2 separate regions of the Mus musculus genome follow, and region 2 is linked to region 1. Evidence: chromatin loops called from intact Hi-C (ENCODE). Cell type or tissue: gastrocnemius. All regions are shown on one strand. Each heading gives the region's core, and the rest is flanking DNA. Links, peaks and the distances in the headings are about the cores only.

Region 1 (5,376 bases), core at 679-4,678:
GGTCCTCCCCTCCCACTGATACCATTGATAAGGTCCCTTCAGCTCCTTCAGTCCTTCCCCTGGCTCCTCCATTGGGGTCCCTGTGCTCAGTCCAGTGGTGGGCATTGAGCATCCGCTTCTGTATTGGTCAGGATCTGGCTGAGTCTCAGGAGTTGGCTGTATCAGGTTCCTGTCAGCAAACACTTCTTGACATCACAATAGTGTCTGGCCAACTCCTCATTTTTTATATTTACCTTTTTAAATAACACAATGAAGAATTTTGTTTTACTTTTTAAAAAATACATTTCTTTAAAAAAAAGGTGGAAATTTGTTTTTGATTTGAGTAATGGACTAGAATTGCTACCTTATTGTAGGGACTCTACTTTAAATTCTTAAACCAGTGAGCTGCATTCTGGCTTATTGTGCCAGTCAGAATGCTACCATAGCAGTAAGTATAGAGTGAAGATTTGCATGCGACTCCGAAACCAACATTTTTACCTGCTGTTCAGGTTAGACTTCTACTATCCAGTGCTTAGAAATGCAACATCTAACCTTTCAGTAGTTGAGCCACGAATCAATTACAAGTTGAAGCATTAGTCAGTCTATAGCTGCAGTTTCTGTGCATCTGAAAATGGAATGTCAAACGCTGTTCTTTTCTTTGTTCCACTTGGAGCTCTGGATCCCAGAGTTCTTCCACCAATTAGCTCTCCATGCTAGATGTGAAGATTTGTCATTTTGTCAGTTGAATAATTGAAGAATCTTATGGTGACTGTCTCTACTCAAGCACCTGTCCTTGTGAGGACTCTGCAGTCAGTTGCCCAGGACCTGAGGCTTGGAACACCGATTTCTCTTTTTCTTTTTTCCTCCTTTGGTTTTTTAAGTCTGATCTTATGGCCCAGGATGGCCTTGAACTCCTGACTCTTTCTATCTCAAGCTCTGCGATTACAGGTGTGTGCTACCATGCCTGTCTTTGATGCTGCTTTCTTCCTGCACCCCCGTGTTTGACTGCTGTTTCTAATGGCCTGTGTTAGAGAAGCATTGCTGACTCTACACAGCATTGACAGGTGTTCCTCTTCGGTGAAGTCCCTTGACATGCCTAACAAAATTTGGCATAAGTGCTGGGGGAAAGAAAGACAAGATGATAATGTATTTATACTTTGCGCATCCATTTTTTCCTACAAGTTGTTTATTAGTGTATATAGTATACTGTTTTTTGGAGTTTTTGTTGTTTCTGCCTTTGTTTGTTTTTTGATACAGGTTCTCACTGTGTAATCCTGGCTGGCTTGGAACTTGCTATGTAGACTAGGCTGGTCTGAAATACAAAGATCTGTCTGCCTTTGTCTCTCCTTGCTGGGATTAAAGGTATTAACTGTGTGCCTGGTTATTAAACTTCATATTTTTTGTCTGTGTTTAACACTTCATCATCACAGCCAAAATGCTGAGAAGCAATCATTTTGTGTCTTTGGAACAGAGCAATGAACTCTCCTTTGGAATAGTTATGACTTCTTTCAGATAGTCTTGTGTAATCCTCACAGCCATGGGAGAGACGTTTGTGTTGGCCAGGCTGCACTGTGCTTCTTCCTTCCTAGCCTCGGGCCCTGCGTTGTTACCAGTGCTTTGCCTTAAAATAAGCTTTATGGTAATATCTTTAAAACATTATATTTATTTTTGTGTGTATGTTCTTTCCTTACATCGTGTGGGTGCTGGGACTAAGCTTAGGCCACCAGGTTTAGTGACAAGTGCCCTACCAGCTGAGTCATTTTGTGGGCAGATTTTTTTAAGAATTATTTTAACATTTTTCTTATTTTGCTTTTGCTTTGGAGACAGGGTCTTGCTGTGTAGCCTAGGCTGTTTTTAACCTTGTGTGATCCTCCTGCCTCCACCCTCCCAATACTGGAATTGCAGGTGTGTACCATCATGGCTGGCTGCAGCATATATTTTACCTATGTGTAATGATGTAGAGTTCACCCAAAGCTACAGGGACAGTATTTTTGAGGTGACTGAGGGGTATAGTTGAAGGATATCTGCTGTCACCCTGTTGCTATCTCCCTTACTAATAGGCCCCAGTTGCTCTAAGTCTTGTTGTTTCAGCCTGCTGTCAGAAGTCTTCCAGTCTGAGCCTGGCATGGTGGTGGCACAGGAGAGGCTGTGGTGGAAAAATTGCTTGCAAGTTTAAGACCAGTCAGACTGGGCACCACAGTAAAAGTCCACTTAAGGAACGAGGAGAAGAAGAAACAAAGGGAACAGAGAAGTACCTGGGTGCTTGAAACACCCACTTAATTTCCACCTATTTAGGTACAAAAAAAACGTGCTGCTTATGCAAGACTGTAAAGCACATCTTACTTGTATAGGCTTGGGAGCTGTCCATAGTAGACACTTTGTCTTAGTGTCTGTGTTGTAGTTGGTCAGTGACCAATGTCTGTGAGCATGGCTAGTACTTGTGGAAAGAAGGAACATAACAGCTTTCACCGTCTCCTGCCAGTCATCAGCTCTTTTTACATCGTCTGCTTGGTATGTAAGACCTCTTGGCTTCATCCCAGCACTCACAGCCAAGCAAGCTATCAGAGCACCTGCAGTTCAGGCTCTCCACCTGCAGGTGGTGCTGAAGGCATTGGAAAAGTGGCTAGGTCTGGAAATGCAGATGAAAGGCTCTTGACAGCATGTGGCAGCTCTGTTTTTCTTATATAAATCATGAGTAGAGCCCTTTATAAAGGAAGGAAGGGGGAAAAAGTCGTAATAAGAATATCAATTATCACCCAGCCACGGTGTTTCGGGCTGGTTTGGACTCGAGAGGAAACCCTCATCTTCAAAAAGACAAAGACAAAAGAGAAAAACCATAACTGGGTAGACAAAACCAAGATGGCCCCCACCCCCAAACCCACAACAAAACAGTCAAAAGGAGTATCAGTTATCACCTAGATACTAGGTGCTAGGACCAAGTGCGTTTTTTATTCTTGGATGAGTGACCCCATGCTGTTGTGTTGATTTCCCCTGCCTGTGCTAGTAGTAGAGTGGGGCAGTGTGAGGGGAGGGCTTCATGGACTGCATGGCGTATGAGCTGCTTCGCTTACTTGAGTATGGCACTAAAGGAAGCCATCAGTATTAGTGTGTTTTCATAGTTTTGGCAGTGTGTCCTTTGTGCCTAGGTGTTACAGGGACCTAGGCATTTCCTGGGAAGAGAATTGCATCATTTGGAAGAGGTTCCTGACAGTATACCATGTCTTGTGCAGTGCTGGTGTATGCTACATAAGTGCTCCACTAGGCTCTGTTACCAGCGGTTTTTATTGTTGTAATCACCCCCCCCCCCCCACACTTCTCTTTTTTCCTTTTTCTTTTCCTTTGAAAACTGGGTCTGGCTTCAGACTGGCCTCAAGCTCACTGTTTAGCCGAGTATGGTTTGAACTCCTCCTGATCTTACTGCTTTTACCTCCTAGCGGTATAGCCATGTGCGCTGTGGCTGGTCGACCTCAGTCTTCTTTCTGATTTGTCATATTGATGAGCTTCTTGGCTCCTTGCTTATCAGTCTGTTAAGCCTCATTAGTGACTGCTCGGCCCTCGTGACCTGACCGTCTCCCAGGGAGCCCAGCTGCAGTTAAGCCTCACCTTGGAGGACGGCTTCAGCATAGGTGTTTCAGGAGAACGTTGACATTGATTCTGTAGCACTGATGCCTTGGTGGCGTTTGTGTCATTGATGCTTCTTAGGCAGGCTGTCAGACCAAGGCCTTTGTCAGAGGCAGTCTGAGTGCACTCACTACCTGGAAAATCTGGTCTTTTGGTTTAGTTTTATATAGTTCTCCATTTGGTGGTTTAGGCCTTTCTCAGGTGTCCATCATTGGTAGTTCCTTGGTCAAGTCATGGTGGCGTAGTCAGAAGTCACTCCATGTAGGTTGTCATGAGGATTGAAGACAGTGAATGCTGAAGACCCACCCACTTAGCATGGTTCCTGGTAGGGTGTCACTCAGTCAGTGGCTAGCTATTATTACTACTGTGTTTGTCCTAAAAAGAGAAACTTGCTTTTCTTTTGGGTAATGCTCATGCAATATTTGGAAAACAGATAAGTTGTAAAAGAGGAAAATCTTACTATCCTCACTAAATTTTGGGATATTTTCTGTAGTTATCCCTATGTATGTAAACATACCCATACACTTAAATATGTGTATTTGTAAACTTTCTTTTTTTTTTTTCTTTTTCTTTTCTCTTTTTCGAGACAGGGTGTCTCTGTATAGCCCTGGCTGTCCTGGAACTCACTTTGTAGACCAGACTGGCCTCCAACTCAGAAATCCTCCTGCCTCTGCCTCCCGAGTGCTGGGATTAAAGGCGTGCGCCACCACGCCTGGCTCATTTGTAAACTTTCTATTTTGCATTATATTATGCCTTTCTATTTTGTTGAACAGTATAAGGAGAATTTCCAGCATTCTTTTTTGCACTTTTGAGTTCTTCTGCACACTGATGGGTATAACAGGCCTGGAGTGACTCTTGTCCTTGGACAAGGGTGGGTGCTGCGTAGCATGTGCTAAGAGGTAGAAATCTAGAGAGTAAGTGGAACACTAGGAGGCGAGGGGCGTTCACGTGTCACCTTAGATTCTGCACTCTGTGGAGCTTTCCTGCTGTTTCATCTTGCAGACAAACTCACCTTGAAATTGCTGCTTTAAAAGGAAGCTCAGACACCAGCCATGAGGGCCTGATTAAATCACACTAGGAAGACTTGGCTTTCTAGCAGGCGCTTGATAAGTTACTCTTGAGCTAGGAACCTGTTGTCTAGCCTCACTGGCTTTTCTGGTACTAGGATTGCAGGTATAATGTTGTTGGTGTTGGTTTTGCTTTTCATTTTTTTAAAAATTTGGCAGCTTATTTGTTTTTTGTTTTGTTTTTAAATATCACAGTGAGACTTAGCAGGCTTTGTTTTTAGGAAACAGTAGCTTGTGGTTTTTTGATATTGAAGCTGTATCAGAAGGGTCTTGGGGTGGAGGTAAAAGTAACCTGAAAAAAAAAATGTGTTCAGACACATACACGCGCGCGCACGCACACACGCATGTGTGTTGCGAGTGCAAGATTGCTTTTTTTCATAAAGCGTTTGTTAGGTAGAATTTGAAGTAGAAGTCACAGTGGGCATAAGAGTGCAGGACTCCCGACAGCCTCACTGTCTGGCCTTCTCCCCTGTCTTCTGTTATTTTGAAACGATCTGCCTCATAATATTTCATCTTAGTGTTTTCAGCAAGTGTTTAAACTTTGTTTCCTTCTGATGGTGTATGCTTTTTTTGAATCTGACTATAAAAACCCCGCAAACACCAACGGCTCAGAATTGACAGTTTCTTCTCCCTGTCCCGAAGGTAGTGTGCAAGGCCCTGGGTTAATTCCACAGAAGCGTTTTTAAAGAAGGAAGAGAGAGAGGGGGAG
Region 2 (5,376 bases), core at 576-4,575, 150 kb after region 1:
TGCCGAGGAGCCACGGCTGGTGCCTGGAGACCACTTGGAATTTGTGTGTATGCAGGCAGAATGCAGTGCTGTCCTTCAGTGAGAAGGGTCCCACCTCAAGCCCAGTGCTCAGAATCCAAGACATCTGGATGCTAGGCAGGGCTGGGCAGACAGCCTGGGAGCTTAGCTTGCCCTCTAGCCATCTGTGGGTGGTCCTGGACAGCAAGCACTTCTCTGTGAGGACTTAGCTTCTGTCACAGCTGGAATGTCCTCCTCACCTGCTCCAGGGCCATCGAACCAGTGGATGGAGGTTCACTACTGGAAGTCATGGTCAGGGTGTCACACAGCAAACAATGCTCACAGGTCAGATCGTGCTGTGGAAGATGTGCCCAAGGCATGTGGAATACTGATGGGGACAGGGAGCAGAAGGATAGACAAGCCACTCTTGTGTAACAGGAAGTCTCCACAGGGTGTAGAGCCACACCTGCATAGGCAATGTGCAGGTTAGGAAGGTCACAGTGACTCCAGTGTATTCTTAATGACCTTGGCTATTCTGTCGCAGATATTGTAATCATAATGATAACAGTACAAAAGCAATTCCTGCTAGTGATAGGTGGATAGATGGGTTCTGTCTGCATTGTTGCTTAGAAGTTGAAAAACACATAAAAAGAAAAATCTTGTGGTAACATCAACACTCTGTTCCAAGCAGAGGTTAGTGTGTCCAGAAAATTGTTTAGGTCAGCATTAAAATAGTCAAGGACTAGGCATGCTGATGTGAGCCTATAGTCCCAGCCACTCTGGAGTTGCGAGGATGGCTTGAGTGGTTCAGAGTCAGCCTGGAAAACACCAGGACCTCATCTTAGATGAGGAGAAATAGATGAATGAACAGACAGACAGATGGCTGGACAGTCAGATAGATGGATCCATATATGCATGCATTCATGCTTGAATGGATAGATAGGTAGATAGATGATAGAAAAGGCCTCTTCTTCACTTTTAAGAGCTCCTTATAATCAGAGGGAGAAAGGGATTTTGTTCAGGTTAGCACATAACTAGCACTTTAAGAATAAATTAAGTATGAAGACCCTCAGTGTGGCCATGACATGCACCTACTGGTCTGTCTTTAACTTTGACCCCATCAGTAGGGCCTGCTTAGAACTGACCATGTCAGAAGGTTGGAGAAATGGTTGGTTTCAAAGCAGCTGTTTGGTAATTTATAGTAGGAAATAACCATTGCCTGCTCAGCTTCTTCCAAAAAGTTCTGGTGGGAGGCTCTGCGGAGGAGGAGCCCTGTGGGGGTCTGCTTGGGTGGGGCTCCCGAGGGATCTAGTGGAGTGGGCTTGTTGGGTGGGTCTTCTGGGGGTTGTCTGGGGACTCTGTGCTTGTTTCTGAGGCATGTCCCTGACCCCATGGGACCTTAGACAAGAAACCTGACGGGAAACCTCCATTCATAAACCCGTCCAGGAGGGTTGGAGCTTTGGTTTTCACTCAAGGATACTGGTTATCTTTCTCCCTAAAAGAGAGGAGCCCCTAGAATTGCCAGCAGCCTTTCTGTGGATGGCTAAGTCCCCAACTCGGCTCTGAGCTGCCACTGTAGCTGGCTTCTGAGTGCATATGAAAGGCACACTGTACTTCGTAGTCAAGCAACCAAAGGCGTTTGTGGGAGAGGGCCAAAGTCCTGGTGGCAGGTGTACTTATGCAAATAGTTAGCTTCTCTCAGAGGCAAGACCAGCAGAGGCCCAAGACAGAGGCAGGAAAGCCTAAGGTGGCAAGAAGAGGCCACGAGGCATGGTGGGAGTTCGAAGAAAGGTGTGGGGAAAGGTCTACTAAGGGGATAAAACCCAAGCCTTGAGAGGGTGGTTAAGGACACCCCTTGGACTCCTGAATGCAGGCTGCAGTGACTCTGTGGCCTGTTGTGGGGGAGACTCAAGTCTGGTTCCCTATCTATACCATCCTGGAAGCAGAATCATGAGGTTAGTGTTTTTTGCATACTGAACAATGCGTATAGCATCTGCACGGGTCATCTCATTTCACCTAGACATGGTTTACAAGAAGATAAACAATCATTATCTCCTTGTCATCTGAAGTCCCCAGAGGGCAACTGAGCAGAGTCTGTGAGGACAGAGGATGTCATTACAAGTGTCTTAACCATACTCCAAGAGCTCAGAATCATGGTAACTCAGTCTTTGCCAGAGTAGGAGTGACTTGATTCTTCCCAGCAGGAATCTTGGCTAGAACCAGTAACTTCTGACCTGGGACTACTGGTCTACCATCTCCTCTGCAGGCATCAGCTTCTATATTACAGTTGCCATACTGTAACGAAGCAGCAGGGGGCAGCCTAGATAGCAGGAGAGGGCTATGGTGCTGCTAGCAAGGCCTAGTACAGGACAGAGAGGACCACAGAGTGGAATGGGAAGGGGTTCTGACGTGGGAGTCACAGGCGATTAGCAGTGGGCAGCAGGCATCTCAGAGCCAGAGCCTATGAAGAGAGGGCAGCAGGGCAGGAGGTAGTAGATGGCCAGACTGACTCTCATAGGCCAGGAACGGGTTTCCTGAAGACTGAGTACCTTCTGTCACTCCCACTGAGGTCAGTGGTCATCTGAGAGGACTGCTTTTCCCCTGGAGACTTTCCTGGGGCTTGCAAGGAGACCTCGCTCCAGTGATAAGCAAGTGTAGAAGGCAGTCCCCTGGGGCTGCCCAGCTCTAAGGCTTCAATCTGCTTGGAATTAATTCCTCCCCTTTTCTCTCAGGACCTGTTCCCAGGTACTGTTGATCCTGTTGTAAATGAGACAGTGTTTGGAGCCTTCGTTGAGTCAGGGCTCAAAGAGTATTTTCTTGTTTTAATTAGCTTTATTTGATTTTAAAAGCCTTCTAACACGCTCAGTGCCCCGGGGCCTCATGATTTGAGCAGGTTATTCAAAATCACTCTCTACTTAGTACTGAAGTAGGCAGCCACAACAGACATTCCACATGTGACCTTGGTGTTTAGATGATGTGCATGCCAGTGGCTAACAGAGGTGTCGGCCTGAACCCCAGACCTTCTTCTGCCATGGCTCCACTTCTGTCCCTGTTGCCATGGGTAGGTGGCCCCGTTTGGAAGCCAGTGAGTGTTGCTGCTGCTCATCCTCCTGCCTGGGCTTGTGCTTTGGGGCCATCTCTCCCATCCCTTTAAAGCCAGCCCTGAAAAGCCCCCCCCCCCACACACACACACACTGCAGGCATGGAGAAGAAACTGTAGAACCACCCTCCCCTTCCCCAGCGACTCTGCCTCTTGCCAGGGGCCACTGTCACAGAAATGCCCCCTAAAGATGGCCACATACACATGTTTAGCTCTGGCACCTCAGATATCTTCAAGATGGGGCTTCAGCCTACCCATGGATCTGTCCGCCCTTCTCCAGGCACTGCTCATTCTGACCATGAGAGCTCAGCGTTCGTCGGGCACCTTTTCTGGACCACTCTTGTGGCATCTGCCTACTTCATAGGAGCCTGAGGGGACCCCTCCTGATGAGCCATTTGGGGCCCCCTCCTTCCTGGCCCCCATTCTCCTGCAGCATCTCCTGCTCTGCGAGGCTGGACCAGCACCGGGCTGCAGCTGCAGCAACCTTAGCCAGTCTGCAACATTTGCAGTCTGTTCTGACTTCCATGGCAGACTAAGGCCTGGGCCAAGCACCAGAATTCAGAGTGGGCAGGACACAGACCTGCCTGCAGAGAGGAGCAGTGGGAAAGGGCAGAAATGGGCAGGAAAACGGTCATAATAGAGCAGAGAAACTAATCCCAGATACTCAGATAGCAAGCAGGAAGGTCAAAAGTTCAAGGCTTAAATGGACTCTGGGAAAAAATTAAGTTGGGAGGGACATGTATTGGGATAATCTAGGGGGAGTCGGAAGAGCAGGAGGAGTAGACATAAGCAAAATGCATTGTGGGCATCTATGAAGTTCTCTAAAGGACAAATTAAAATATTATGCGTTAAAATAAGTATTTTCCTTCCCAATTTTTAAAAGTTGAGATGCAAAATTATAAAATATGGTAGTTTCTCAATTAAAAAAAACCCAAGGCCTGCTTGGGCAACTTAGTGACAGTCTATCTTTAAAAAAGTAAAAAGGGGCCAGATGGTGGAGCGCTTGCCTGGTATGAAGGAGATCCTGGGTCCATAGTAGGGAGTATGGGGGTGGGGTAGGGTGGGGTAGGGGTTGGAAACAACAGGAGAAATTATCACGAGACACTGATGGCAGCAGTCAGAGACTGAGTTCTTGGGAACAGGGTCACAGTCTACACCAAGGATCTTTGTCCATTGTGTTCCTCGGGAATTATAAATTTGAGTGACAGGTGCTGTGAGTCCTGAGGGAAACAACAATGACATCAGTCTCCTTGCTCTTGAAGATGCCCAAGGTATCAGCTCTCTTCCCACTGCTTGTGTGCTAAACATGTCTGTAGCCACCTTTAGGGGGCATTCCTGTGACAGTGGGGAAGGAGAGGGTGGTTCTACGGCTGCTTCTCCATGCTTGCTGGGGGCTGGGGGATGGCTGTGGTGGTGAGGAGAGATGGCCCTGAGGCGCCAGAGACGGGCCGGGTCATCATCCGGGGTCAGCCTTCCTTCCCTTACTACATAAGCACTCATCTTCTCCCTGCAGGGTATCTGAGTTGCTGAAATCAGGGTCTTGCCTGTGGTTGAGGCCAAGCAGGGGCCCAGCAGTAGGACTTTTGGCTGCCTGGCTGTACCCGCACCTCCCTGCTTCAGGGCCTCAGCCCTGGTTCTCCTTCCCTCTGGCAGCTGCCCAGGCCTGGCTTCTTCCATCAGTGCTGGGCGCCTAGCCCAAACCTGAGCTGACAGCACAGAGCCTTCTGCAGAGGAAAGGAGGGCATCTGGACTAGGGAGGGAGCTACCAAGCAGTCTGTAGACTGTCCGCCTGCCACAGGCTCTTGGTAGTTTTGTGTATGGATGCCCTCACCCTGGGGGAGGGCTATGGCGCACAGACATTTACTCATGTCCTTCCCTGGGTCTGGTCAGCAGCCGGGACCCTACTCTGCGGATAAGATGGTGTGTGGGTGAGGGAAGCTGTACCCTGCTTTGTATATGGGCTCCCCAACTGAGACACTGTCTGACATCTCAGAGATGCACAGTTTGGCCCCCTGTGAGGTCTTGCCCGTGGCACAGGAAAGCCTAGACTCTGGACTCCCCTTGGGAGGTTGCACCCATTGTGTTCTCTGGGCCTGAGCATCACAGATGACAACATGGGGCCCCCTGAGCTAAGAGAAGGAGAGTCTACGCGGCAGACAAAGCTGGCTGGGACAGAGAGCCACACAGCCACCCTGTGAAGCCCTGCTGCTCCGCTATATCCACGGGGAAACTGAGGCTCATAGATGTACACCAAGCTGTGCACTCAGGAAGTAACAGGC

What was found. A loop is a pair of places that touch in the nucleus more often than their neighbours do. Peaks named below come from ENCODE experiments on the same cell type or tissue, not always from the same donor. Only the 100,000 strongest peaks of a DNase experiment are listed, where the experiment ranks them.
Region 2: a loop joins it to region 1, with 2.8 times the contacts of the local background. A loop is called at or near these places in 4 of 42 quality-filtered maps.

Annotation. Positions count from the first base shown.
Region 1 is chr11:6,185,197-6,190,572 of GRCm38, reverse strand. The region is part of intron 2 of Nudcd3 (NudC domain containing 3); the gene reads left to right. Among named protein-coding and RNA genes, the nearest start is that of Nudcd3, 13 kb to the left of the region's middle. In gastrocnemius, for the core only: no CTCF peak of the experiment used is centred there; a DNase peak (open chromatin) is centred at 2,559; H3K27ac peaks cover 2,028 bases.
Region 2 is chr11:6,030,282-6,035,657 of GRCm38, reverse strand. The region is part of intron 1 of Camk2b (calcium/calmodulin-dependent protein kinase II, beta); the gene reads left to right. Among named protein-coding and RNA genes, the nearest start is that of Camk2b, 33 kb to the left of the region's middle. In gastrocnemius, for the core only: a CTCF peak has its summit at 2,300 (motif pointing right); a DNase peak (open chromatin) is centred at 2,316; H3K27ac peaks cover 729 bases.